Regions from separate parts of the Homo sapiens genome. Here region 2 is linked to region 1. Evidence: chromatin loops called from intact Hi-C (ENCODE). Cell type or tissue: heart right ventricle. All regions are shown on one strand.

Region 1 (2,500 bases):
AGCACTTTGGGAGGCTGAGGTGGGTGGGTCGCTTGAGCCCTGGAGTTTGAGACCAGCCTGGGCAAGACAGCAAGACCCCATCTCTACCAAAATAAATAAAATTAGCTGGGCATGGTGGCGCTCCTGAGGTCCCAGCCACTTGGGAGGCTGGGGTGGGAGCATGGCTGGAGCCTGGGAGGTTGAGGCTGCAGTGAGCCCTGATTGTGCCACTGCCCTCCAGCCTGGGGGACAGAGTGAGAACCTGTCAATCAATCCATCCATCAATAAGCAGGGTGTCCTTATTATTCTTTTTAAGTTCTCCAAATCGAGATCCACCTTTCCAGGTGGGAAGTTGGTGATGCCGGCCCTCCTACTCCCCAGTCAGTGTTGCTGGTCTTTGCCCTGCTCAGGTCCTGCTGGTTCTGCCCTCCAGGTGGGCAGGGTCTGCCCCCTCCCACCGACCTGGGCCACTCCAGATTCCCAGGGGACTCCCTGCCTTGACGCTGTGCCCTCAGACAACACCCAGCCGCGCAACACGGCACAGCCCTAGCATCCTACAGAAATATGGGGCAGGCCAGGCCACTTTATGGACTCCACCGTGGCCCCTCAGCCTTGAGAGTCAAAGCCAGGGCCCACCACATCCTCCCAGCCTCCAACCTCCGTGTACCTGGACCCTGCCCCTTGGGCCTGAGGCTGCTTCTCGAGCACCCAGCAGCCTGCCCGGAAGCCCCCTCAGCACCCCTGCTCCCTGCCTGCCTCCCTCAGCACCCCTGCTCCCTGCCTGGCCCCCTCAGCACACCTGCTCCCTGCCTGCCTCCCTCAGCACCCCTGCTCCCTGCCTGGCCCCCTCAGCACCCCTGCTCCCTGCCTGGCCCCCTCAGCACCCCTGCTCCCTGCCTGCCTCCCTCAGCACCCCTGCTCCCTGCCTGCCTCCCTCAGCACCCCTGCTCCCTGCCTGCCTCCCTCAGCACCCCCGCTCCCTGCCTGGCCCCCTCAGCACCCCTGCTCCCTGCCTGCCTCCCTCAGCACCCCTGCTCCGTGCTTGGCCCCCGGCCCTTGCTTCCTGCCTGGCCCCCGGCCCCTACTCCTTGTCTGCCTCCCTCAGCGCCTCTGTTCCCTGCCTGGCCCTCGGCCCCCGCTCCCTGCCTGGCCCCCGGCCCCTGCCCTTCTGCCCCTGTCGCTTCACTGTGGCCTCAACGCTGAGCCCCAGGGCAGTGACCGCCTGGGTCTCCTTCCAGGCCATGGCCGGTGCACGATGGACACTCCACGGTGCCCGCCCCAGCCATTCCAGGGCCAGCCGTGCACACATGGTGCTCACAGCCCACGCAACTGGGGAGCCCTGGGGAGCCCTGAGTCTCTCGGGCCAGAGCTGGAGGGACCCATGGCAGGTGTGGCGGGACAAGTGTCTGCCGTGCCGGGCTCAGACACGGCCATGCTGACACTCATCCCACACAATTGCTGGCTTCCTGTTCATACAACAGAAGAAAAACAGGATGTCCAGGGGCGGCTTCTGTCTGAACGAAGAAGACAAGCGAGCTCTGTGAGCCCCAGGGCTCAGCAGTGAGAGGACAGGGTGCCTGGGAGAGCCCTGGGGGACACACCCCACTCAGCACACAGCACCCCACGCACCCCAACTCAGGGATACCACGCAGGGGCACGGGGTCCGAGAAGGGCGGGTGGGGCTTGGAGCTGACACCGAGGGACCTCCCAGACCCGCTCTCCGGCCCCAGAAGCCCCAGCCAGCCCTCCCTGAGGTCGCCTCCTCGTGCAGTAGCTTCTGGGGGCCTTTGGTCCCCAGCGTGGATGTTTGGCCGGAGCTCCGTGGGTGGCCTCTGGCCCCCACCTCCACACCCAGGCCCAAGTTCCCTGAATTCGCCAAGTTCATCAGTGCTGCACCGATGCCTGGGACCTGCAGACAGGCAGGTCTAGGACGCTGAGACAGATGGCCCTGGCCAGGAGGCTGGGCCCTGACCCTGGACCCTGCCCCTTGGAACCATGTGGGTGGGGGCAGAGCGGGGCAGCTGTGTATTAGGAGGACACCTAGAAAAAACTCAAGCTCAAGAATAAAAGTCCCACAGTCCCCCGAATGTGGATTCACATCCAAGAGCTGGGCTGCTTCTCTCTGGGGGGCTGAATCATGGTCCCTGCCCAGCACCAGAGCCTGGTGCCCACACTGGCTTCCCCCCCAGCCACCCTCCCCAAAACGTGCCTGGGAGGGCTCAGGAACTCTGTGGGGTTGGCCTGAGGGTGTCCAGGCAGAGGCGGCCAGGACGGCTCCACCATCTGTCCCCAGGACGGCTCCCCAGCTGACACCCCCGCGCCGGCCGACGGGAGGACGGATGGTTGCAGGGACGCAGGATGGGCAGAACACAGGGACGCCACTTCCTCCAAACGACACCCGGCTAATGGGGCTGCCTTCACCTTGAGACACAGACGCACGCGGGAAACTGTGGGCTGTGGAGTGGGTGGCGCCGAAGGCTCTGTTATTCCCGACACTCTACCATAAAGCGGGGATGAGAAA
Region 2 (2,500 bases), 92 kb before region 1:
CAGGATCCCGCCGAGGCAAAGGCTGATCCCGGGCACTTCTGCGGGTGCTGCGTTACACGGGGCGAGACGCTGCCCGCAGTGCTTCCTGGGCCATTAGGTCAGAAAAGTTAATTTCCTGATGGCCACATAGTCTCGTGGGACATTGTATTCTTCAGCTAATCTATAAAATGATGTTTATTTTTAACTGAGCTGTGTTTGCCACACTCATCACTGCACAAACTGTGAGCGCATGGCTTGGGAATTTTGCCAGCAAGTGCATGTGACAACATGGCCAGGATGTTGACGCCACCGAGGGAGGCACAGCCTTTCGCCCACCCAACCCCTACCCCCCAGATCGCTAGTCCTTCTTCCTCCATGGCTCCGTTTTAAGCGGGCACATTTCACAGATTAAAGACTACATTTCCCAGCCTCCCTTGCAGTGAGGTGGGTCGTATGACTACGTTCTAGCCAATGGGATGTGAGCAGCTGTGGCAACACAACTTTTGGGAGGCATCCTTGAAGAAGAGGGCCCTGCCTCCTTTCTGCTGGCTGGAGTGCAGATGTGATGGCTGGATCTGGGGTGCCATTTTGAGCCATGTGAACGAAAAGCCTATCCATGAAGTCTGGGGCTCCCTGGGCCACCCATCCCAGCTTCATTGGGCTGAGAAGTACACTGTGTTTTGACACCACTACTATTTCAGTTTTGTCATTTCTCTTTGGAAAGTTTATGGGATATTTTGGGCTTCATTCCTGTGTGGGTTCTTGTCTGTGGGGCCAGCAGATGGCAGTGGGGACCTTGTTTGCAGGCTCACAGACCTGAGGAGCGTTTTATCCATTTAAACACATAGCGGGTGTGAACCAGGTCTCCAGGCTCCATTCTCCGAGCACGCGAGCGTCTGAACAGAGTTCTGTTCTCGCGCCTCCGGCACAGCCACTTCCGTGAGAGGAGTGCGGCGGGGCAGCCAGGACGAGCCTGCAATTCCAGCGCCGGCCTCCTCTGCTGCGGCTCCATGGCTAAGGTAGCGGCACCTGCGGCCCAGAGGGCCCGGCTCTCGGCGGTCCTGAGGGATGGGCGCCGGGTCCTGCTCCCGTCCGAAGTGTGACCTGTGGTTGGTCGCGTCCACGTGGTCCTGCTGACTATCTACTTACTCGTTGCGGCTCAGGGCCTCCCTTTCCCATCGGACCGCGTGGAGAACGGCACACCATTGCCAACTGCTTGTTTAGGACTATGAAGGGGTCACTTTTCCAGACCCTCGTCTGGGGGTCCTTCTAGGGGCTGCAGAAGCCACGAGTCGCTAAGGGGTACCTGCCGCTTCCTCTGCCCCAGGGCGCCCCTGACCTCCGGGCATTGGGGCCCGGCTCCCCGCAGCCTCCCACCCCGCCCCGCTCCCGAGCTAGCAAAGCCCACATGGCCCCGCCGTCTACCCCGGCGCCCGCCCCGCCTCCCTGGGGCCGAGGGGCTGGCAGGAAGACTCGGGGCCCGCGGAGGTCCGGGGCAGGGCGGAGTGCGGGGTGCACGCGCTGGAGCGCGGCCGGGCCCGAGGCGCAGTGCGGGCGGCGGCCACAGGGCGGCAGCACAGCCGCGGCGGCTCCGAGGCTCGGGAACCCGGGGGCTCCGGCCCTTGCGCCCGGGCGAGGTCGGTGGGAGCCCCGGGCGCGCCCCCTCCCCTGCCTCGCATGCCCCCGCGGACCGGGCCGGGGCGGGCGGGGTGTCTCCGGCGAGGTCCGCGCTGGGTCGGACCCCCCTCCCCACCTGCGCCGGGCGCACTCTAGCCCCACGCGCGGCGGCGTCTGGTGGGCGGGGCGGGGTCCCCAGGACGAGCCGCGCGTCCCAGGCCGCGACCCCAGCGCTGGGGCGAGTGGGTGCGCGGCGCTGCGAGCCGGGTGCGCCCCCTCGGCCCGGCCCTCGGCTCTGCCCTCGCCCCTCGCGGTGCGGGCGCTTTCCGGGTGCGCAGGCGCCCCGCCCCCACCGTCCCCGCCGTCCCCACCGTCCCCGCCGTCCCCGCCTGGCGCGCTGGGGACCGGAATGGCCCGGCTGGTTTTGAATGTAGAGATCGGGCTTTGTGAGCGGCTGCCCCCACCCCCACATGCCCCCCACGGCCCGGCTCCCTCCCCCCGCACCCCGGCCCCAGCCCCCCGCCCTCATTAGCATAGCAGCTGCTCGCCGAGCCGGACGGCGCGGAGGAAAGGGCAGAGGCCTCGGGAATGAATGGGGGCCGCGGCTTTGGAGGGGCGAGAGAAGAAAGACCGACAGACGGACGCGCGGAGGACGGTCGGAAGGACGGCCCGGCAGAAGAATGCGCCGGACGGGTGTTGGGAGTTTCCAGCGGGGGGAGCGGCTCCGGGCGGTGGAGCCTGAGTGTGCGGGGGTGGGTGGAGGGCGGCCTCCCGGGGACCTCCAAGCCCCGGAGGGTCTGCACTGGAGGCCCTGGAAGCAGCAGTTGCGGAGGTTCCCAGACCTTCCACGGCCCCTCCCGTGTTCCAAGCCGTCGCATCCCGGCCTCAGGCTTCCTTCCCCAGG

What was found. A loop is a pair of places that touch in the nucleus more often than their neighbours do. Peaks named below come from ENCODE experiments on the same cell type or tissue, not always from the same donor. Only the 100,000 strongest peaks of a DNase experiment are listed, where the experiment ranks them.
Region 2: it touches region 1 in a loop (2.4-fold over the local background); 2 of 110 quality-filtered maps call a loop at or near these places.

Annotation. Positions count from the first base shown.
Region 1 is chr9:137,386,046-137,388,545 of GRCh38, forward strand. All of the region lies in intron 2 of EXD3 (exonuclease 3'-5' domain containing 3), which reads right to left. Among named protein-coding and RNA genes, the nearest start is that of EXD3, 36 kb to the right of the region's middle. In heart right ventricle, no CTCF peak of the experiment used is centred here; no DNase peak of the experiment used is centred here; H3K4me3 peaks cover 1,010 bases; H3K27ac peaks cover 1,544 bases.
Region 2 is chr9:137,293,992-137,296,491 of GRCh38, forward strand. No RefSeq gene overlaps it. Among named protein-coding and RNA genes, the nearest start is that of NRARP, 7.0 kb to the right of the region's middle. RefSeq lists a silencer at 1,255-1,664. In heart right ventricle, CTCF peaks have their summits at 750 (motif pointing right) and 1,522 (motif pointing right); no DNase peak of the experiment used is centred here; H3K4me3 peaks cover 1,807 bases; H3K27ac peaks cover 1,888 bases; H3K27me3 peaks cover 944 bases.